Linked DNA regions of Homo sapiens: all the other regions are linked to region 3. A link is an interaction called in ENCODE POLR2A ChIA-PET data of the cell type or tissue named here. Cell type or tissue: PC-9. All regions are shown on one strand. Region 1 has its middle 36 kb from the start of IGF2BP2. Region 2 has its middle 23 kb from the start of IGF2BP2. Region 3 overlaps IGF2BP2 (insulin like growth factor 2 mRNA binding protein 2).

Region 1 (8,000 bases), 63 kb before region 3:
ATGCACCACCATGCCTGGCTAGTTTTTGTATTTTAGTACAGACAGGGTTTCACCATGTTGGCCAGGCTGGTCTCGAACTCCTGACCTTGTTATCTGCCCGCCTCAGCCTCCCAAAGTGCTGGAATTACAGGTGTGAGCCATTGCGCCCGGCTGCACATGGCTAATTTTTAAATATTTTATACAGATGGGGTCTCACTTTGTTGTCTATGCTGGTGCACATAACGTCTGTATTTATTTATTTATTTATTTATTTATTTTTGAGGCAAAGTCTCGCTCTGTTGCCCACACTGGAGTGCAGTGGCACAATCTTGGCTCACCACAACCTCCGACTCCCGGGTTCAAGCGATTCTTCTGCCTCAGCTTCCCGAGTAGCTGGGATTACAAGCACGCACCACTATGCCCAGCTAATTTTTTGTATTTTTAGTAGAGACAGGATTTCACCGTGTTGACCAGGCTGGTCTTGAACTACTGACCTCAGGTGATCCACCCGCCTCGGCCTCCCAAAATACTGAGATTATAGGCATGAGCCACTGCACCTGGCCTATTTATTTTTTGGGATGGAGTCTCTCTCTGTTGCTTAGGCTGGAGTGCAGTGATCTCAGCTCACTGCAACCTCTACTTCCCAGGTTCAAGTGATTCTCTTGCCTCAGCCACCTGAGTAGCTGGGACTATAGGGGTGTGCTACCATGTCTTGCTAATTTTTGTATTTTTAGTAGAGATGGGGTTTCACCATGTTGGCCAAGCTGTTCTCGAACTCCTGACCTCAAGTGATCCACCTGCCTCGGCCTCCCAAACTTCTGGGACTACAAGTGTGAGCCACCACACCTGGCCAGGTCTTTATGTCTATAACTTATTCTTTTTGTCTTTAATTTTCTTTATTTTATTTTATTTTTTTGAGACGGAGTCTCACTCTGTCTCCCAGCCTGGAGGGCCATCGTGCAATCTTGGCTCACTGCAACCTCCACTTCCTGGGTTCAAGCAATTCTCCTGCCTCAGCCTCCCGAGTAGCTGGGATTACAGGCACCCATCACCACGCCCAGCTAATTTTTGTATTTTTAGTAGAGATGGGGGTTTTACCACGTTGGCCAGGCTAGCCTCGAACTCCAGACATCAAGTGATCTGCCTGCCTTGGCCTCCCAAAGTGCTAGGATTACAAGTGTGAGCCACCGCGCCTGGCCAATTTTCTTTATTTTAAATGAGCAGTACTTGAATATTATATCAATTAAAAAGATGTTCCTGCCACCATGAAACCCACTGTTACACATTTTCTTGTATGTCTTTCAAGCAGACTGTGCCCATATATCACACAAATGGCAGCATAGTTTCCACACTGTTCTATGCTTTTCCATTCAATGATATACCTTGGCATTCTTTTCTTTTTTTATTAAGGCTCTTTTCCCCTAGTTTTATTGAGGTATAATTTATAAATAAAAATTGTACATATTTAAGGTATATAATATGTGTTTTATAAAAATATGAAACCGCATTTTATTTAAAATATTACTAGATTTCTTAAAGATGTAAATAATTGAAGTAAACTTAGTTTATATTACTTGTATAAATTTGTTCACATTTTATCCTCAATCTTGAAAAGATTTTAGCTAGGTAAGCATTTTCAAATCGACAGATACTTTAACTCAGAACTTTGCGTTAGATTCTTATTTTTTATTTTAAATTAAGAAGGTACACGTGCTGGTTTGCTACAAGGGTATATTGCATCATGCTAAGGTTTGGGCTTCTATTGCCCCTGTTACCCAGATGGTGAACATGGTGCCCAATAGTACCCAAAAGCAAGTTTTTCAGCCATTATCTCCCTTCTTCCCTCCCTGCTTTTGGAGTCCCCAGTACCTATTGTTTCCATCTTTATGTCTGTGTGTACTTAAGGTTTAGCTCCCACTTATAAGCGAGAAAATGTGATATTTGGTTTTCTCTTTGTTAATTTGCTTAGGATAATGGCCTCCACCTGCATCCATGTTGCTGCAAAGGACATGATTTCATTCTATTTTATGGCTGCATAGTATTCCATGGTGTGTATGTACCACATTTAAAAAAAAATCCAATCCACTGGGCCCAGGCATGTTGACTCAAGCCTGTAATCCCAGCACTTTGGGAGGCCGAGGCAGGTGGATCACCTGAGGTTAGGAGTTCGAGACCAGCCTGGCCAACATGGTGAAACCCCATCCTTACTAAAAATACAAAAATTAGCAGGGCACGGTGGCATGTGTCTGTAATCCCAGCTACTTAGGAGGCTGAGGCAGAAGAATCGCTTGAACCCAGGAGGCAGAGGTTGCAGTGAGCCGAGATCGCGCCACTGCACTCCAGACTGGGCTACAAGAGCAAAACTCCATCTCAAAAAAAAAAAAAATAAATAAAAATAAATCCAATCCACTGTTGATGGGCACCTAGGTTGATTCCATGTCTCTGCTATAGTGAACATGCTGCAATAAACATACAAGTGCATGTGTTTTTTCATAGGACGATTTATTTACTTATTTGTTGAGATGGAGTTTTGCTCTTTTTGCCCAGGCTGGAGTGCAATGGTGTGATCTCGGCTCACTGCAACCTCTGTCTCCTGGGTTCAAGGGATTCTCCTGCCTCAGCCTCCCAAGTAGCTGGGACTGCAGGTGCCCACCACCGAGCCCGGCTAATTTTATATTTTTAGTAGAGACAGGGTTTCACCATGTTGGCCAGGCTGGTCTCAAATTCCTGACCTCAGGTGATCTGCCCACCTTGGCCTCCCAAAGTGCTGGGATTACAGGCATGAGCCACCACGCCCAGCCTGGACGATTTATTTTCCTTTGTGTATATACCCAGTAATGGAATTGCTGGGTTAAATGGTAGTTCTGTTTTAGTTCTTTGAAAATCTCCAAACTGTTTTCCGCAGTGGCTGAATTAATTTACATTCCCAACAACAATGTATAAGCATTCCCTTTTCTCTGCAGCCTCACCAACATCTGTTGTTTTCTGACTTTTTAATAATAGCCCTTCTGACTGGTGTGAGATGGTATCTTGTTGTGATTTTGATTTGTGTTTCTCTGATTATTAGTGATTTTAAACATTTTTATTTTTTGTTTTTATTTTTGAGAGAGAGAGTCTCGCTCTGCTGCCCATGCTGGAGTGCAGTGGCATGATCTTGGCTCACTGCAACCTCTGCCTCTTGGGTTCAAGTGGTTCCCCTGCCTCAGCCTCCCGAGTAGCTGAGATTACAGGTACCTGCCACCTCATCCGGTTAATTTTTGTATTTTAGTAGAGATGGGATTTCACCATATTGGTCAGGCTGGTCTCAAACTCCTAACCTCAAATGATCCTCCAGCCTTGGCCTCCCAAAGCTCTGAGATTACAGGTGTGAGCCACCATGCCTGGCCTGAACATTTTTAAATATGTTTGTTGTCCACTTGTATGTCTTCTTTTTGTTGTAGTTGTTGTTGCTCAGGTGATTCTCTCATCTCAGCCTACCTAGTAGCTGGGACTACAGGGGTGTGCCACAACCACTAGCTAATTATTTGTATTTTTACAGGGTTTTGCCACGTTGCCCAGGCTGGTCTCCAACTCCTGAGCTCAAGCAATCCTCCTGCCATGGTCTCTCAGAGTGCCAAAATTACCAGTGTGGGCCACCATGCCCGGGCTGTATGCCTCCTTTTGAGTGTCTGTTCATGTCCTTTGCCCACTTTTTAATTTATTTTTTATTTTTTGAGACAAAGTCTCGATCTGTCACCCAAGCTGGAGGGCAGTGGCATGATCTCGGCTCACTGCAACCTCCACCTCCTGGGTTCAAATGATTCTCCTGTCTCAGCCTCCAAAGTAGCTGAGATTACAGGCGCCCATCATCATACCTGGCTATTTTTTGTATTTTTAGTAGGGATGGGGTTTCACCATGTTGGTCAGGCTGGTCTTGAACTCCTGACCTCAAGTGATCTGCCCACCTCGACCTCCCAAAGTGCTGGGATTACAGGCATGAGCCACCACACCTGGCCATTTGCCCACTTTTTAATGAGTTTTTTTTTTTTTTTTTGCTTGTTAAGTTCCTTATAGATTCTGCATATCAGACTTTTGTTGAATGCATAGTTAGCAAATATTCCCTCCCATTTTGTAGGTTGTCTGTTTTACTCTGTTGATGGGTTTTTTGCTGTGCAGAATCTCATTAGTTTAATTAGATCCCACTTGTCAATTTTTATTTTTATTGCAATTGCTTTTGAGGACTTAGCCTTAAATTATTTGCTTAGGCCAATGTCCAAAAGGGTATTTTCTAGGTTTTCTTCTAGGATTTTTATAGTTTGAGGTCTCACATTTAAATCTTTAACCCATCTTGAATTAATTTTTGTATATGGTAAGAGGAAAAAGTCCAATTTTACTCTTCTGCATATGCTCAGCCAGTTTTCTCAGCACTATTTATTGAATAAGGAGTCCTTTCTCCATTGCTTATTTTTGTTGACTTTGTCCAAGATTAGTTGGTTGTAGGTGTGTATTTTTTGTTTTGTTTTTTTGTTTTTTTTTTTGTTTTTTTTAATGGAGTTTTGCTCCGTCACTCAGGCTGGAGTACAGTGGCATGATCTCGGCTCACTGCAACCTCCACCTCCTAGGTTAAAATGATTCTCCTGCCTTAGCCTCTTGAGTAGCTGGGATTACAGGCATCCACCACCACCATGCCTGGCTAATTTTTGAATTTTTAGTAGAGATGGGGTTTTAGCATGTTGGCCAGGATGGTCTTGAACTCCTGACCTCAGGTGATACACCCACCTTGGCCTCCCAAAGTGCTGGGATTACAGGCGTGAGCCACCTTGCCCGGCCCCCTTAGCCACTTTTATGACAGGTTTTCCTCACTTCCTTCAGCTTCTCTCACTACTATATTTTGTGGCAACTTTCAACATTCCAGTATAGGGATTCTTCCCGAGGTGGACTAATCAATATCTTCCTTCTCTACTCATTCACTTAGTCACTTTTTAGCCACTTGACAAATGTTTACTGAGTATTTACTATGTGCTGAGCTCTATGCCAAGCCACAGCATAGAATGCTCAGCAAAATAGGCCATATCCCTGCCTTCCTAAAGCTCAGTCTAGGGAAACAGAGGCACTGAACCAGAAATTTCAGAGTGGTCAGATGAGTGAAGTAAAGGAGGATGTTTGGGGTGCAATACACCACACAGGAGGAAGAAGCTGGCCCAGGAAGGCGTCCTGAAGAAAGTGTCACCTAAGTTAAGACCTGGAGAATGAGGAAGGAATTAGACAGGTGAAAGGACTCTGGAAAGTTTCTCTGGCAGGAGATGACAGGAGATAGTGGAGAGAAGAAGAGAAAGCTTAATATGAAGAAAGCTTAGTGGACTAGAGAGATGAGGCTGGCAAAGTTGGCCAAGTCAGGCCATGGAGGCCTCATGGATTTTTGTCCTGGAGCCAAAGGAAAACCACTGCTTTCTGTTAATTACTTCAGTTTGGTGTTTTTTTCCATCCTTTTCTATCTTTTGGATTATTTGAATATTTTATATATTGACTTTTTCACTATATTTCCTGCATCATTTAGTGCTTGTTCTAGGGATCACAGTATGCGTGTTTAAATTTTCACAGCCTAATTTAGAATTTATATTGTATCATTTTATTTTATTATTATTATTTTGAGACAGAGTCTTGCTCTGTTACCCAGGCTGGAGTGCAGTGGCGTGATCTCAGCTCACTGCAATCTGCCTCCCAGATGGAGTGGTTCTCCTGCCTCCACCTCTTGAGTAGCTGGGACTACAGGAGCACACCATCACACCCGGCTGATTTTTGTATTTTTAGTAGAGATGGGGTTTCACCATGTTGGCCAGGCTGGTCTCAAATTCCTGACCTCAGGTGATCTGCCCACCTCGGCCTCCCAAAGTGCCGGGATTACAGTCGTGAGCTACCGCACCTGGCCATATATTGTATCATGTTATATAAAAGGTAGAGTTGAGCATGGTGGGACACACCTGTAATCCCAGCTCATCAAGAGGCTGAGCAGGAGGATGGCTTGAGGCCAGGAGTTCAAGGCTGAAGTGAGATAAGATCGCATTACTGCATTCCAGCCTGGGCAACAGAGCAAGGTCCTGTCTAAATAAATAAATAAATGGCAGAACCTTGAAACCTCATTAGTCTGCCCACCCCCACCATTCCTTTATGCAACACTTGTCATATATATTACTTCCATATACATTAGAAATCCTACAAGGACCTCTTACAATTTTTACTTTAAACAGTCCTTTTTAAATAAATTAAGAGGAAAAAGTATTTTATATTTACCCACATATTTGCCATTTTTTATGTTCTCCATTTCTTCCTGAAAATTATCTTCATTTTAGCATCAATTGCCTTCAGCCTGCAGAATTTCCTTTAGTATTTTTTTTAAGAGAGACTCAGGCTGGGTGTTGTGGCTCATGCCTGTAATCCCAGCACTTTGGGAGGCTGAGGTGGGTGGGTCACTTGAGGCCAGGAGTTCAAGACCAGCCTGGCTAACATGGTGAAACCCCGTCTCTACTAAAAAATACAAAAAATTATCCAGGTGTGGTGGTGGGTGCCATAATTCCAGCTACCCAGGAGGCTGAGCCAGGAGACTCACTTGAACCTGGGAGGTGGAGGTTGCAGCTAGCTGAGATTGCACCACTGAACTCCAGCCTGGACCACAGAATGATACCCTGTTTCAAAAAAAAAAAAAAGACAGATTCTCACTCTGCCACCCAGGCTGGACTGCAGTGGCATGATCATGGCTCACTGCAGCCTCAACTTCCTGGGCTGGAGTGATTCTCCCACCTCAGCTTCCTAAGTAACTGGGACTACATGAGGAGCATGCCACCACACCTGACTAATTTTTTGTATTTTTTTGTAGAGATGAGGTTTCACCATTTTGCCCAGGCTGGTCTCGAACTCCTGGGTTCAAGCAATCCACCTGCCTCAGCCTCCCAAAGTGTTGAGATTACTGGGATGGGCCCCTTTAGTGTTTCTTTTTCTTTTTGAGACAGAGTCTCGCTGTGTCACCCAGGCTAGAGTGCAGTGGTGCGATCGCAGCTCACTGCAACCTCCACCTCCCGGGTTCAAGTGAACTTGTCCCAGGTCCTGAGTAGCTGGGATTACAGACATGAGCCACCACACCCAGGCAATTTTTGTATTTTGAGTACAGACAGGGTTTCACCATGTTGGTCAGGCTGGTCTCGAACTTCTGATTTCGTGATCTGCCTGCCTCGGCCTCTCAAAGTGTAGTGTTTCTTATAGTATAGTCTTGTTAATAAACAAATTACCTTAGCTTTTTTTTTTTTTAATCTGAAAAGGTAATTCTTTCACTTTTATTGTTGAAATATATTTTTTGCTGAATATGTAATTCTGGGTTGATGATTTATTTTTCAGAATTTAAAACATATTGTTTTACTGTCTCCATAAAATTTCTACTAAAAGTAATTAGTCACTTAAATCATTGTTCCCCTGTATGTAATGTTTTCATGATTTTCCCTTTATCTTTTTTCAGAATTTTGACTGTGCTGCTTCTAAGCATAATTTTCTTTAGAGTTTCTGGCTTGGATTTCACTGACTTTCTTTAATCTGTAAATTTATAATTTTCACTAAATAAAAAAAAATTGGCTGTTTTCTAAAATTTTCTCTTTGCTTCATTCTGTCTTTCCTTTGATAATAGATATATTGGACATTTTATATTGTCCCACAAGTCTCTGGGGCTCTGTTTATTTTTTCAATATTTTTCATTTGTTATTCAGATTGGATTTTTTCAAGCTTCCTGGGTTGTTCCTCTGTCATCTATATTCTCCTGTTAAAATCATCCAGTGAGATTTTAATTTCAGAAATTGTATATTTCAGTTCTAAAATTTCTATTTGGTTATTTGATATGGTCCCTATTTACCCCCTAAGGTTCCCTATCTTTTCATTTATTGTGAGCATATTTTCCTTTACTTCTTTGAACATAGTTATAATAGCTGTTAAATCCCTATCTACTAATTTTAAGTTTTGAGTGTTCTCACCATTGGTCTCTGTTGATGTCATATTTTCCT
Region 2 (8,000 bases), 50 kb before region 3:
CAACCTCCGCCTCCCGGGTTCAAGCGATTCTCCTGCCTCAGCCTCCCAAGTAGCTGGGATTACACGCGCCCGCCACCAAGCCCAGCTAATCTTTGTATTTTTAGTAGAGACGGGGTTGCACTGTGTTGGCCAGGCTGGTCTCGAACTCCTAACCTCGTGATCCGCCCACCTAGGCCTCCCAAAGTGCTGGGATTACAAGTGTGAGGCCACTACGCCTGGCCATGCCCAGCTAATTTTAAATTTTTTTGTAGAGATGGGGTTTCACTATGTTGCCCAGGCTGGTTTTGCCCAGGCTCCAGCGATCATCCTGCCTTGGCCTCCTGAAGTGCTGGGATAATAGGCATAAGCCACCGCACCCAGCCTGTATTTATTTTATGTATATATTTAAAATTTAAGTAACATTTCAGCAGCTGTTAGAGAGCAGACTTAATAGTGAAGCAGACTTGGGTTTGAATCCTCCCTCCAGCACTTTGCTGGCTACGAGAACTTGGGGCAATTACCTCACCTCTCTGAATCAGGGCTTCTCATGGTTCCCCATTAATCATCCACAATTCTATTACTCACATATAAGCTCTATAAATATTTTGGCATGTTTATTTTTCTAAGCATATATTAATTTCCCCCATAAACTTTGAATGATACAATTTATTAAAAATTCTGACATCATGAGCTATGATCGTGCCACTGCACTCCAGCCTGAGCAACAGAGTGAGACCCTGTCTTAAAAAAAAAAAAAATCTTACTTCCACATAGCGTTTCCCCAAATAGTAAAAATTTCTTGAAAGAACAGTTCTTTTCTACTCCCCTCCTCAGTTCTTATTAGAATCCAGGACCTGGGCCGGGAGCAGGGAGGTCAAGAGATTGAGACCATCCTGGCCAACATGGTGAAACCCCCTCTCTATTAAAAAAAAAATACAAAAATTAGCTGGGTATGGTGGACGCCTGTAGTCCCAGCTACTCAGGGGGCTGAGGCAGAAGCATCGCTTGAACCCGGGAAGTGGAGGTTGCAGTGAGCTGAGATCGCGCCACTGCACTCCAGCCTGGCGACAGAGCAAGACTCTATCTGAAAAAAAAAGAATCCAGCCACCTGGTGTATGGGTAGGGGGTGAGGTGGTAATCTCAGGCTGGGTTCATGTCAGAATCACATGGAAACCTTAGTAAAAAATGTAAAATTTGGCTGGGCGCGGTGGCTCATGCCTATAATCCCAGCACTTCGGAAGGCCGCGAGGTGGGTGGATCACGAGGTCAGGAGATCGAGACCATCCTGGCTAACACAGTGAAACCCTGTCTCTACTAAAAATACAAAAAAATTAGCCGGGCGTGGTGGCGGGTGCCTGTAGTCCCAGCTACTCCAGAGGCTGAGGCAGGAGAATGGCGTGAACCCGGGAGGCTGAGCTTGCAGTGAGCTGAGATCGCACCACTGCACTCCAGCCTGGGTGACAGAGCAAGACTCCGTCTCAAAAAAAAAAAAAAACGTTAAATTTGAAGGCCCCGAGACTTGCAAAGACAGAACCTCTGGGGCTGGACCTTTGGAATAAGCCCCTTCACTCTCTGTGCCCACTTCAGGATGGACTGATTTTCACAGTCAGTGGAGAGCGTTAAAGAGACCTAAGCCACTCCTGCTTTCCATCATGGAAGTCATGTACACTCAGAGAGGTTGTCCAAACACTTTTAACTGACTACAAGGTTCAAGGAAAAGTGTAGTTTTTAATTGCTGCATAATTTTTATCATATGGATGTAACCGTTTATTTTCCTTTTGCTGGACACTTTGGCTGTTTCCAATTTGTCACTATCACAAATAAATAATGTTACAATAAACATATTGTACGTAAATCTTGAACCACGTTTTTTATTATTTCCAGTGGAAAAATTCCGAGAACTGTGATCACTGGGCTGAAGGGTATAAACACTTTTACGGCTCCCCACCAAATTGCTTGACAGAAAGGTTATACTGATGTATTCTTCCACTGGCATAATCTTTAGGTGTTTTTTTTTTTTTTTTTGAGATGGAGTCTCGCTCTGTCACCCAGGCTGGCGTGCAGTGGTGCAATCTTGGCTCACTGCAAATACACCTCCCAGGTTCAAGTGAGTCTCCTGGCACAGCCTCCCGAGTAGCTGGAATTATGGCGCCCACCACCACACGTGGCTAATTTTTTGTATTTTTTGGTAGAGACGGGGTTTCACCATGTTGGCCAGGCTGGCTTCAAACTCCTGACCTCAAGTGATCCTCCCGCCTCGGCCTCCGAAAGTGCTGGGATTACAGGCATGAGCCACCACATCCGGCCCTAGGTGGTGTTGTTAATGCTTTTATTTGGAACTCCAAAGTGATTATTTTCACTTAGGGTGAGAAAAGTGAAACTCTCATAGAATTGAATGGGGAATATGTAAAGATAAATTTATTTTAAAAATTGAAGTTGCAAGAAGCAATACAACTTTTCAATATGAAAGATGATCTAACTCATTAAATATGCTAAAAATTGATGTCATATCCAATAATGCTTACAGAAAGTAAACTACAAATGGTTCCTAAAGGAGCCCTTCAGGTAACCATGAGAGTTCCAAGTAAAGAAAAATCTGAATGACGAATGAAAAAGAGGAGTAGGAAACAAGCCAGAATCTGTCAATTCACTTCTAACAAGAGGAAAAAAACCAGAATCTCTATTGATTTACTTCTAATAAAAAGAGGAGGCTGGGCGCAGTGGCTCACGCCTGTAATCCCAGTGCTTTGGGAGGCTGAGGCAGGTGGATGATGAGGTCAGGAGATCAAGGTGGTGAAACCCCATCTCTACTAAAAATTAGCCGGGTATGATGGCAGGTGCCTGTAATCCCAGCTACTCAGGAGGCTGAGGCAGGAGAATGACTTGAACCCAGGAGGCAGAGATTGCCTTGAACCGAGATTGCGCCACTGCACTCCAACCTGGTGACAGAGCGAGACTACCACCCTGCAAACCCCCCAAAAAAGAGGAAAAGTGGCCAGACATGGTGGCTCATGCTGTAATCCCAATACTTTGGCCAGGAGTTCGAGACCAGCCTGGCCAACATAGTGAAACCTTGTCTCTACTAAAAATACAAAAATTAGCTGGGTGTGGTGGCAGGTGCCTGTATTCCCAGCTACTTGGGAGGCTGAGGCATGAGAATCACTTGAACCTGGGAAGCAGAGGTTGCAGTGAACAGAGATTGCACCACTGCACTCCAGCCTGAGCAACAGAGCGAGATCCTGTCTCAAAAAAGAAGAAACAAAAATGACAAAATGTGCTAAAACTAGAAAATTATTTAAGAACAATACAAAGGGGTTTCAGAAACCCATTGAGGGGCAAAACAACATGAAAGGAAAATGCTTTATGTTCAAACCAAAATAGTGGAGCTAGAGGTGATCCTAGCAGACTCTGAAGTCACCCCTTAAATTGTCACTAATGTGAAAAGGACAAAAACCCGGAAAAGGAAGCTAGCAGAGGGGCTCAGAGGGCAGGCAGCCTGCAGACGCTCCATCACTGGGGCAATCCAAATGGCAGCCGGGCTCCCCGGGACCCTTCATGTCTGATTGGAAATCCTACCAAACCCTCTGCTGATTCAGGAGAGCCTGCGTTGCGGAGGGCCTCTCTGAGCCCTGGCTCCAGCTTTTCTGAGGCTGTGTTCGTTTTGCAGTGTGTCCATACGGTTCCTTACTCCTCTTTCAATAAACCCCCATTGAAACAGCACGTTAGTGTATTCAAGTTCACTAAGATGTAGGGGTCACGGGGAAGGGTCACATTGCCCATTACACCACAAACCACGTAAAATTGCATTTTAGGCTTTCTTGTTCTCAAGAGTCCTTTTGATCGTTCCGTCCTGGAGGTTTCTCACTGATCTTTATTTCATGCAGGGCCCTTAGCCCAACAATTTTCTAGCCCTCCCTTCCCCTCTCCTCACTCCTTCACCCTATAGGGAACACCTTCCCCCACCTCTGACCCCCAAGAAAAATTAATTTCCTGCTTCTACAAGTGCAGCCTTTCGGCCTTTTTTTGGTTCCTGAGCCTTAGCCAGTTCTTATGCCCTCGGGGTTTATCATGGTATTTCCTGAAACAAAGACAGCTACTTTCCCAAGAATTCTGGTAATAGATCTTACCACTAAAAGACACCCCCAAAAGATGATCAGATCCAGCACTTTGCCTGCAGCAAGTGATTTCCGCACAGAGATTAAACAAATTACCCCAAGGCCATAGGGTAAAGAAGTGAGAGGCCGGGCGCCATGGCTCACGCCTGTAATCCCAACACTTTGGGAGGCTGAGGTGGGTGGATCACGAGGTCAGGAGATCGTAGACCATCCTGGCTAACACAGTGAAACCCCGTCTCTACTAAAAATACAAAAAATTAGCTGAGCGTGGTGGTGGGCGCCTGTAGTCCCAGCTACTCGGGAGGCTGAGGCAGGAGAATGGCGTGAACCCGGGAGGCGGAGCCAGCCTGGGTGACAGAGCAAGACTCCACCACAAAAAAAAAAAAAAAAAAAGAAGCAGTGAGGACCAGAATCCAGGTTTTCTATTTCTAAAGCTGTGCCACTCTTTTGTTTCTGATATGAGTTAATAACTTACCTCAGACAGCCTGCTTTAGTCTGTTATCAAAAGCAGAATCTTTGTCACCATTCTTTATTCCTTTTGTTTTTGGCAATAGCTTTTAGGAGTAACTGAGTTAGACTATCAAAATTCCTTACTGCTGGATTTTTTTTTATTATTATACTTTAAGTTTTAGGGTACATGTGCACAATGTGCAGGTTAGTTACATATGTATACATGTGTCATGCTGGTGTGCTGCACCCATTAACTCGTCATTTAGCATTAGGTACTGCTGGATTTTTTAAAGATCAGAGAAGTGCTGACTTGAATAGCATCATAGACCTTGTAGATTACCCATCCATACGTCTCCTCCTTCTCTCAGAAAAGACATATATAATAAAAAGCGTAAACAGTTGGGAATAATGCTAATTTTAAAATGGAATCATTTCCCACTAACTTCCATTATTAATTTGATGATGGCTTATCACAGAAAAAAGGCTTCACCGTAAGATAAATACTATTTAAGAAATCAACAAGATTTTTTCCCCTTTATTTAAATAGGCAATTTTAAATAAACACACATTCAGCTGTTACAAGAAGTGTGGGGGTGTGTGTGTGTGTCTGAGACAGTTTTGCTCTTGTTGCCCAGGCTGGAGTGCAGTGGCGCACTTTTGGCTCACTGCAACCTCCGTCTCCCGGGTTCAAGTGATTCTCCTATCTCAGCCTCCCAAGTAGCTGGGACTACAGGCATTCACTGCCACACCCGGCTAATTTTTGTATTTTTAGTAGAGACAGGGTTTCACCATGTTGGCCAGGCTGGTCTCGAACTACTGATCTCAGGTGATCTGCCCGCCTCAGCCTTAGTGCTAGGATTACAGGCGTGAGCCACCATGCCCAGCCTACATTTAGTCTTTTAGTCTAGCTTGAGCTCAGGACGGTCTCTCTTGGAGTGCGCTACAGAAGTAGCAAATGGTTTCTTTCCTTGACCTCGTGAGGGCTCCAAATAGCTCTTGTTCTTTTTGAAATAGCACCAACACTCCCCTTACCCTCCCCCCACCACACACTGCTTGTAACAGCTGAATGTGTGTTATTTAAAATTGCCTATTTGAATAATGGAAAACTTCTGACAAAAACAACAATTTTACTTTTGGTGTGGTACTTATTTGGTTGTTCTTTTGGCAAGAATTAGCTAATCAGATCAGCTGCTTCTGAGATCACTTCTGGTGTGAGTGCTAAAGATGTCTTTCATATAAAGGAATGAGATTTTTATAAATTTTTATCTAGGAGAGCATATATCTAATTTGTCTAAAAATGAAACAAATTACAGATAAATTTTAAAAAACCACACCAGATGTACCTGGGATAGATACATGGATAACTCCTATTAAAACTAACATTTAGTCTCTCCATTCTAATAATGCCAACTATTAGAAAGTCTCAAAATCCAATAACTAGATGTAATATTGGTCTTAAAAAACTACTGAGGCAGTGCCATATTGCTAAATATGTTGACAGTGACAGCAATTTCATAAAACACATACCTTCCCTGAGGATTGTTCAGTTGAATAATACGGCAATCTTCTCAGCCATGCCCCCTCCTTCCTCCTTTCAGAAATGTGAGAATCTCCAAGATAATTTCTCTGAATGGCTTTGAACAAAAGGTCTCACAATTTTTATTGTATCTTAGACCAGGCAATTCTTTATTGTGTGATCTCTATTAACATTTCCAGAAAATGCCAACACTAGACTTACAGAAATTTTGCTTGGGTTTATTTTAAAATCATGTGTGAGGTCCCACTCTTCATTTAGGCAAAATTACAAATTTACAACTGGTTTTGAGACAACAGGTCAATTTCTTCTTTGACACTTTCTTCTATCTCCACCCCTTCCTTTTAAATTCGGTAGAAAAAAAGTTAAAATTAAATTTATGTTAACTTAGCAAATTTCACTGAGTACCTTCCTTGGGCCTGTTAGAGATGTTTCAAAAGTGTCTACAACAAATTCTAAGAGGTCAGTGAAGAGGAGCTGAATACAACTAAACAACCACAACCACCCACATTTCTATAAGGAACCTGCGGCTTTTTGTTGTTGTTGTTGTTGTTGAGACAGAGTCTCACTCTTGTCATCCAGGCTGGAGTGCAATGGTGTGATCTCAGCTCACGGCAACCTCCGTCTCCTGAGTTCAAGAGATTCTCCTGCCTCAGCCTCCCATGTAGCTGAGATTACAGGTGGCCACCACCATACCCCGCTAATTTTTGTATTTTTAGTAGAGTTGGGGTTTCACCATGTTGGCCAGGCTGGTCTCGAATTCTTGACCTCAGGTGATCGTCCCCCATTGGCCTCTCAAAGTGCTGGGATTACAGGTGTGAGCCACTGAGCCCGACTAACCTGCTGCTTTTGTGTAGTTTAAGTTCTTGACCTTTCCAGGTCTAATTCCTATCTTGCCCCAGCTCTAACTCTCAAATAGTCCCATTTTGCTCTGCTAGGGCCAGATCACGGTAAGAATTATGCATAGTTCTTGGCATCACAAACTTGCATATGCAAAGGTGGGTAATCAGAGGAGTGAAGAGTGGATCCTGGTTCGTGGGAGGAAAGTTGAGGGAATGTGGGTGGGGGAGACACTGTAAGAACTGAGAGGCCATGTGAATCAGTGACATTGAAGGAGACACTGGTCTGCTTAGCTCTGCGTGAACAGCACCTCACCCTACTTCCCTGAGCCTCCAAGTCCTCATTCATAAAATCAGTGGGTGGGTTTGAAGATCTTGAAGATGTCTTTTAGCTGTAACTGGTTTTGAGTCTATAATTAGTGGGGAAATGATTTCAGATCAATTCAAGGAAAAGCTTTCTTCCAATCAACGAATCTTCCGATGACAGTCAGCTTCAGGAGGGAGCTCTCCATTGGTACTTGCAGAGTTGGGGTGCCCATCTGTCATGAGGCCTGTGCCAGGATCTCCTGCATCCACTGGGCCAGATGGACCAGATGACTGCGAAAGTCCTTTCCAACTTTGTCTAGAAACTTTCAAGTAATTGCCAAGAGAGCAACTCCCATTGTAGCAATGCTGAAGTGCTCTGAGTCAAGAACCTCAGCAGGAGGAGGGAAAGCCCCAGTCTGCAGTAGGGCAGTGATATCCCCACCTGCCACCTACTGAGTGACAAGTATTGTGCCAGGTACTTGACATAAAACATCTCTCTTTTTAGAGACAGCGTCTTGCTTTTTTGCTTAGGCTGGTCTTGAACTCCTGGCTTCAAGCAATCCTGCCTTGGCCTCCCAAAGTGCTAAGATTATAGGCATGAGCCACTGTGCCCCATCTGGCATTTCTAACTCTTATAGCAATTTAATGAGGTAGGTATTATTCTCCTTTTACAAAAGAGAATCAAGGCTCAGAGAGGCTAAGTAACTTTACTAAAGTCACACAGCTAGTAAGTGAAAGAGAACTTAATGTTAGGACTGCTGGCTTCATTACAGCACT
Region 3 (8,000 bases):
TGTAAATAGTGCTGCAGTAAACATAAGTGTGCATGTGTTTATAGTAGCATGATTTATAATCCTTTGGGTATACACTCAGTAATGGGATTGCTGGGTCAAATGGTATTTCTGGTTCTAGATCCTTGAGGCATTGCCACACTGTCTTCCACAATAGTTGAACTAATTTGCACTCCCAACAGCGTAAAAGTGTTCCTATTTCTCCACAGCCTCGCCAGCATCTGTTGTTTCCTGACTTTTTTTTTTTTTTTTTTTTTGAGATGGAGTTTTGCTCTTGTTGCCCAGGCTGGGGTGCAATGACGCCATCTCGGCTCACCACAACCTCCGCCTCCTGGGTTCAAGCAATTCTCCTGCCTCAGCCTCCTGAGTAGCTGGGATTACAGGCATGTGCCACCACGCCTGGCTAATTTTGTATTTTTAGTAGAGACGGGGTTTCTCCATGTTGGTTAGGCTGGTCTTGAACTCCTGACCTCAAGTGATCCACCTGCCTCGGCCTCCCAAAGTGCTGGGATTACTGGCGTGAGCCACCGTGCCCAGCTGTTTCCTGACTTTTTAATAATCGCTATTCTAACTGCCTTGATATGGTATCTCATTGTGGTTTTGATTTGCATTTCTTTAATGACCCGTGATGATGAGCTTTTTTTCATATGTTTGTTGGCTGCATGAATGTCTTCTTTTGAGAAGTGTCTGTTCATATCCTTCACCCACTCTTTTATGGAGTTGTTTTTTTTTCTTATAAGTTTGTTTAAGTTCCTTGTAGATTCTGGATATTAGACCTTTGTCAGGTGGTTAGATTGCAAAATTTTTCTCCCATTCTGTAGATTGCCTGTTCACTCTGATGATCGTTTCCTTTGCTGTGCAGAAGCTCTTTAATTAGATCCCATTTGTCAAATTTGGCTTTTGTTACGATTGCTTTTGGTGTTTTAGTCATGAAATCTTTGCACATGCCTATGTCCTACCTTCCAGATTTCTTTTATCATTTACTCCCAGGTATTCAGCAAGTACTTTCTTTCTTTCTTTCTTTCTTTTTTTTTGGCTCAGTCACCAAGTGGCAACTTCTCAGCTCACTGCAACCTCCGCCTCCTGGGTTCAAGTGATTCTCTGGCCTCAACCTCCTGAGTAGCTGGGATTATAGGCATGTGCCACTATGCCTGGCCAAGTTTTGTATTTTTGGTAAAGATGGGATTTCACCATATTGGCCAGGCTGGTCTTGAACTCCTGACCTCAAATGATCCTTGCCTCAGCCTTGCAAAGTGCAGGGATTACAGGTGTGAGCCACGACATCAGCAAGTACTTTTTTTTATTTTTATTATTGTATTTTATTATTATACTTCTAGGGTACATGTGCACAATGTGCAGGTTTGTTACATGGGTATACATGTGCCATATGTTGGTTTGCTGAACCCATCAACTTGTCATTTACATTAGGTGTTTCTCCTAATGCTATACCTCCCCCAGTCCCCCACTCTCCGACAGGCCCCGGTCTATGACGTTCCCCGCTTTGTGTCCAAGTGTTCTCATTGTTCATTTCCCACCTATGAGTGAGAACATGCAGTGTTTGGTTTTCTCTCCTAGTGATAGTTTACTGAGAGTGATGGTTTCCAGCTTCATCCATGTCCCTGCAAAGGACATGGACTCATTCTTTTTATGGTTGCATAGTATTCCATGGTGTATATGTGCCACATTTTCTTAATCCAGTCTATCATTGATGGACATTTGGGTTGGTTCCAAGTCTTTGCTATTGTGAATAGTGCCACAGTAAAGATACGTGTGCATGTGCCTTTATAGTAGCATGATTTATAATCCTTTGGGTATATACCCAGTAATGGGATTGCTGGGTCAAATGGCATTTCTAGTTCTAGATCCTTGAGGAATTGCTACACTGTCTTCCACAATGGTTGAACTAATTTACACTCCCACCAACAGTGTAAAAGTGTTCCTATTTCTCCACATCCTCTCCAGCATCTGTTGTTTCCTGACTTTTTTTTTTTTTTTGAGACGGAGTCTCGCTCTGTCTCCCAGGCTGGAGTGCAGTTGTGCAATCTCAGCTCACTGCAAGCTCTGCCTCCTGGGTTCAAGCAATTCTCCTGCCTCAGCCTCCCGAGTAGCTGGGACTACAGTCACCCGCCACCACGCCCAGCTAATTTTTTTTGTATTTTTTTAGTAGAGACGGGGTTTCACCGTGTTAGCCAGGATGGTCTCGGTCTCCTGACCTCGTGATCCGCCCGCCTCGGCCTCCCAAAGTGCTGGGATTACAGGCGTGAGCCACCGTGCCTGGCATTTCCTGACTTTTTAATGATCACCATTCTAACTGGCGTGAGATGGTATGTCATTGTGGTTTTGTCTCTGTGACAGTCTTGCTCTGTTGCCCAGGGATGGAAGGCAGTGGTGCAGTGGAGCTGCTCACTGCAGCCTCCGCCTTCTGGGCTCAAGCGATTCTCCCACCTTAGCTTCCCAAGTAGCTGCGACTACAGGCACATGACACCACACCTTGGCTTATTTTTGTTTTTGTAGATATGGGGTTTTGCTATTTTACCTGGGCTGGTCTCATACTCCTGGGCTCAAGTGATCTGCCTGACTTGACCTCCCAATATGTTGAGATTACAGGCGTGAGCCACTGTGCCCGGCCTGCAGCTTCTTTCTCCTAAATGTTGAGTAAAGAAAAACTTAGAGCCAGGCACAGTGGCTCACGCCTGTAATCTCAGCACTTTGGGAGGCTGAGGCGGGAAGATCACTTGAGCCTAGGAATTCGAGACCAGCCTGGACAACATGGTGAAACCCGTTGCTACAAAAAATACAAGAATTAGCCAGGCGTGGTGGTGTGTGCCTGTAGTCTCAGCTACTTGTAAGGCTAAGGTGGGAGGGTTGCTTGAGCCTGGGAGCCAAGACCGCACCACTGCATTCCATCCAGCCTGGATGACAGAGTAAGATTCTGTCTCAAAAAAAAAAAAGAAAAAAAGAAAAAAGAAAAACTTAGTTATATTTTGCTTACTCAGGGTTTTCTTGAACAGGTACTGTCTGCTTCTTATGATGTTGCATTAATAAAAAACTCCCTCGTAAAAGCAGGTGTTTTAAAGCAAATGGTGTTTTCCCACAGGAAAAATGTTATATTTGGGTGTTAACGTCCTGATCAAGGCCTTGGCATCAAATAAATCATGAATGGGACCAATAATGTGTCATAAAATCAACAATACAATAATTACAAACCTCCATAGTCATTTAAAATAATATACTCCAAGTCCAATAAAATTGGCATGAATGTTGTGTAAGAAAAATTCATGTGGTCATAGAAACACAGTTTCCTGAATCTATTATGTAATAAATATTAACACTATTTGTACTCGTAGAATTTGGAGAGGAAAGATCTGGATAGCCTAAGTCTCTAAAAATGTTGAAGGAAGTCTTTAGTGGATGCCTTTTTCCACTGTAGATTTCCTGGGAGTAAACCTGGAGGTGAATAAAACACCGGGGCCCAGTCACTGTCTGTCATTATTGGAGGTGGTGAGAATGTGGGCGTGTTTTTCCCTGAAAAGCAATTTTTTTTTCTCTTGAGGCAGAGTCTTGCTCTTCTGCCCAGGAGTGCAGTGGCGCAATCTCAGCTCACTGCAACATCCATGTCCTGGGTTCAAGCGATTCTCTTGCCTCAACCTCATGAGTAGCTGGGATTACAGGTGGGCACCACCACCCCTGGCTAATTTTATATTCTTAATAGAGATGGGATTTCACCATGTTGGCCAGGCTGGTCTCGAACTCCTGACCTCAGGTGATCCACCTGCCTCGGCCTCCCAAAGTGTTGAGATTACAGGCATGAGCCACCACGCCCGGCTTTTTTTTTTTTTTTTTTTTTTTAAGAGACAGGGTCTCACTCTGTCACTCAGGCTGGAGTGATCTTGGCTTACCGGAGCCTTGACCTCGCCAGGCTCACGTGGTTCTCCCACCTCAGCCTCCTCAGTAGCTAGGACTACAGGCATGCACCTCCACGCTTGGCTAATTTTTTTGTTTTTTTTGTAGAGAGAGAGTTTTGCCATGTTGCCAGGCTGGTCTCGAACTCCTGGGCCCAGCTGATCCGCCTGCATTGGCCTCCCACAGTGCTGGGATTACAGGCATGAGCCACTGCTCCTGGCCTGTGAAAAGCATTTTTAAGTGAAGGGACTGATGCACAGTTTCTCCTTGAGTTTCTTCAAAGCTCTGCCTGTCAGCTGAAATAAAGGTGAAAGAGTGAAGCCAGCAAACTCTGCTCTTAACTGAAAAACCAGGCATTAGTTGTTAGATCATTAGTCCTGCTTTCTAGGAGAGGATCTTCAGATGTTCTCTTTGGGGTGTCCAAATTAGCATAGGCTTGTAAGAGTGTAAACAAATGATATGGCCAAAAGAGTACCGGACATGGGATCAGAAGACCTGGTCCAGCCTAGCTGTACTCCTTACTGCTTGTGTGGCTCTGGATAGGACACTCCTGAGCGTCCACCTCACTTTCCTACATTGTGAGCACAAACACACCTACCTGGAAGAATTGTAAGGGCTGAGTAGGTTCATGTGTATCATTGTACCCAGCATAGGAAGCTTTTTATAAGTAGTTGAAATAATTGATTGGTGAAGTGAACATAGAGAATTCTGTCTCTTATCCTTCTTGTCCCTGGAGTAGAAAGCCTGCTTTTGGTAGATACCTAAGCAGAAATAGTTCTGGGGAAGTGGGGAGAAACAGGGTGGGGCAGTGCGTTTCTCACTTTGCAGATCTTCCTGGGAGGCCTGAGAGTGGATGGGGTTTGGAGTGTGTTGTTGGTTTCGTACCTGGAATCTGATGTGCATTTTGACTCAGAATGCATTGTCAGGAATCTTGATGACAACGGTATGTTGCTCAGTAACTGAAAGATTGTTTGAACCAAACTATTGTAGCAAAATTTTCTTGGCAGGTATGCCCTGTTGATACTGAGCCCAGTGTGCATTGATAGTTTTATAGTGACTACTACAAAGTAAACAGAAGTTCACAGTGACTCAGAGTAAACCGTGACTCAGAGTATACAGGTACTACACTCTGGACATCCTAAAGCAATTAACAAATAAATGTGCTGGTAGGAAAATTGTTGTCTATTGTATTACCTTAGTCTCTCTCTCTTTTTTTTTTTTTTTTTCCTAGCTCAGGAATTGTTCTTGTCCCTGGAATTTTTTTTTTTTTTTTTTTTTTGAGACGGAATGTCACTCTGTCACCCAGGCTGGAGTGCAGTGGTGTGATCTCTGCTCACTACAACCTCTGCCTCTCGGGAGTTCAAGTGATTCTCCTACCTCAGGCCCCTGAGTAGCTGGGATTACAGGCGTATGCCACCATGACCAGCTAATTTTTGTATTTTCAGTGGAGACAGGGTTTCACCATGTTTGCCAGGCTGGTCTCAAACTCCTGACCTCAAGTGATCCGCCCTCCTCGTCCTCCCAAAGTACTGGGATTACAGGCGTGAGCCACCATGCCCCGCCTATCCCTGGAGCTCTTATTTCAAGAATACACTAGATTCTATAGCCAGAAATGGTTAAGTTCTAATATGCAAACTGGATCTAAGGAAAAGAAAAAATGATTAAAAGACATAGTAATCCTTTAAATAAGTTTTTTCATGGAACCCACAGAATCCATAGACCTTAGGGATTATCTATTCCACTCTCCCCTGCCTGTGGAAATTCATACTCGGACATCAAAAAGTATGTCCTGTGTTAATGTTGGATATTACTAGAAAGTTATCCTCCTCAGTGCTGTGTTTTTTCCTCTACATCATACAATCTCTAAAAATTTTTTCATATAGTTTGTTGTGTTGAAGTAAAGCTAAGTTTAAGAACAAAACAGTATTTTTCATTTTCTTTTTTCTTTTCTTTTTTTTGAGACAGAGTCTCTCTCTGTTGCCCAGCCTGGAGTGTAGTGGTGTGGTCTCATCTCACTGCACCCTCCACCTGCTGGGTTCATGCAGTTCTCCTGTCTCAGCCTCCCTAGTAGTTGGGACTACAGGCTGGGACTGCGCCACCACACCCAGCTAATTTTTGTATTTTTAGTAGATACAGGGTTTCACCATATTGGTCAGGCTGGTCTCGAACTCCTGACCTCAGGTGATCCACATGCTTTGGCCTCCCAAATTGCTGGGATTACAGACTGACCCACTGCTTCTGGCTTCATTTTCTTAAAGAATTCACCAACCCAGATGATTTTGTCTCCTCTTTGTCTCTTTCAAGACACATTTGAAAATAGCACTGATACATTGTGAGATCCAGCAATTTCACTGCCAGGTGTGTGCCCAAAAGAATTGAAAGCAGGGACTAGAACAGATATTTGTACACCCATGTTAAAGCAGTATTGTTTGCATTGGTCAACATGTGGAAGTGGCCCGAGTGTCCATTGCCAGGTGCCTGGAGAAACAAATGTGGTATGGACATACAGTGGAATATTTTCAGCCTTAAGGGAGAAGGGAATTTTGACACATGTTACCACATGGATGAGCCATGAAGACATTTTGCTAATGAAATAAGTCACAAGAGGATAAGCACTATATGATCCCACTTATAGAAGATAACTGGAGGCTGGGCGTGGTGGCTCATGCCTGTAATCCCAGCACTTTGGGAGGCCGAGGTGGGTGGATCACGAGGTCAGGAGATCGAGACCATCCTGGCTAACATGGTGAAACCTCGTCTCTACTAAAAATACAAAAAAGTAGCCGGGCGAGGTGGTGGGCGCCTGTAGTTCCAGCAAGTCAGGAGGCTGAGGCAAGAGAATGGCATGAACCCGGGAGGTGGAGCTTGCAGTGAGCAGAGAGAGCGCCACTGCACTCCAGCCTGGGCGACAGAGTGAGACTCCGCCTCAAAAAAAAAAGAAAAGAAAAGATAACTGGAGTAGTCTAATTCATAGAAACAGAAAGTAAAATGGTAGTTGCCAGGGGCTAGAGAAGGGGGAGGATGGGGAGTTTCTGTTTTATGGGAACAGAGTTTCAGTTTGGCAAGATGAAAGAAGTTCTGGAGATGGATGGTGGTGATGGTTACACAATGGCATGAATGTACTTACCACCACTGAGCTGTTTACCTGAAAATTGTTAAAATAGTAAATTTTATGGGTTTTTTTTTTATCACAATGAAAAAAAAAGATGTGACCTCCAAATAAAGCCAATGTTTTGAAAGGCTTAAAAAGAAGCACTGTTGGGAAGGGAACTCTGGATGTGCATGGACACTTGAATGAGATGGTAAAGTCTAGGGTAAGGAATACTGGCCTGAGTCCTATCTCATCTGGTTCTGTCATTAACCAGCTCTGTGATCCCCCATTGGGCTGTTAGTTTTCTCATCAGTAATGCGAGGATGTAAGTTAGTTGATACTCAACCTTCCTGTCTGTTCTAGAATTCTGTGAGTCTATGATTAAGTCCTTAGCAAAGAAATATTTAGGAACAACTGCCTGTGTGAGGATAAGGAGCCAGACACACCTGTGATATGAGGGCAGCCCGGGTCTCTAGGATCTGCTCTGGGCCAGGTGTGGTGGCTCACACCTGTAATCCTAGCACTTTGGGAGGCCAAGCTGGGAGGATTGCTTGAGCTCAGGAGTTTGAGACCAGCCTTGGCAATGTAGTGAGACTCTACCTCTCCCAAAATATACATATAAAAAAAATTAGCCAGGTGTGGTGGCATGCACCTGTAGTCTCAGCTGCTTGAGAGGCTGAGGCGGGAGGATTGCTTGAGCCCAGGAGGTTGAGACTGCAGTGAGTTTGTTTGTACCACTGCACTCTAGCCTGGGCGACAGAGCAAGACTCCGTCTCAAAAAAAAAAAAAAAAAAAGGAATCTGCTTTGACCATTCCTTATCTGGGGCATGTTTGCAAACACAATCAGTATCTTCAATCTACTGTCCATCCTACCTTACTGCTCCCCAGGCAGGGCCAAAACTCCATAGAGCTGTTAGATTCCAAGACTGGGAATCTTGGAATTCCAGGGTTCCAAACCTGCTTTGACACCAGGCCCAGAGACAGGGCTGTTTCTCTCAGTGCTTTAGAC

The links. Peaks named below come from ENCODE experiments on the same cell type or tissue, not always from the same donor. Only the 100,000 strongest peaks of a DNase experiment are listed, where the experiment ranks them.
Region 1: POLR2A ChIA-PET joins it to region 3 with 19 read pairs; 6 of 35 experiments call an interaction of 5 or more read pairs at or near these places.
Region 2: POLR2A ChIA-PET joins it to region 3 with 14 read pairs; 5 of 35 experiments call an interaction of 5 or more read pairs at or near these places.

Annotation. Positions count from the first base shown.
Region 1 is chr3:185,856,725-185,864,724 of GRCh38, reverse strand. No RefSeq gene overlaps it. Among named protein-coding and RNA genes, the nearest start is that of IGF2BP2, 36 kb to the right of the region's middle. In PC-9, no CTCF peak of the experiment used is centred here; a DNase peak (open chromatin) is centred at 6,014.
Region 2 is chr3:185,843,757-185,851,756 of GRCh38, reverse strand. No RefSeq gene overlaps it. Among named protein-coding and RNA genes, the nearest start is that of IGF2BP2, 23 kb to the right of the region's middle. In PC-9, no CTCF peak of the experiment used is centred here; no DNase peak of the experiment used is centred here.
Region 3 is chr3:185,793,744-185,801,743 of GRCh38, reverse strand. All of the region lies in intron 2 of IGF2BP2 (insulin like growth factor 2 mRNA binding protein 2), which reads left to right. Among named protein-coding and RNA genes, the nearest start is that of IGF2BP2, 27 kb to the left of the region's middle. RefSeq lists enhancers at 1,774-2,273, 2,274-2,775, 3,163-6,447. In PC-9, no CTCF peak of the experiment used is centred here; DNase peaks (open chromatin) are centred at 3,213, 4,933 and 6,913; H3K4me3 peaks cover 488 bases; H3K27ac peaks cover 4,285 bases.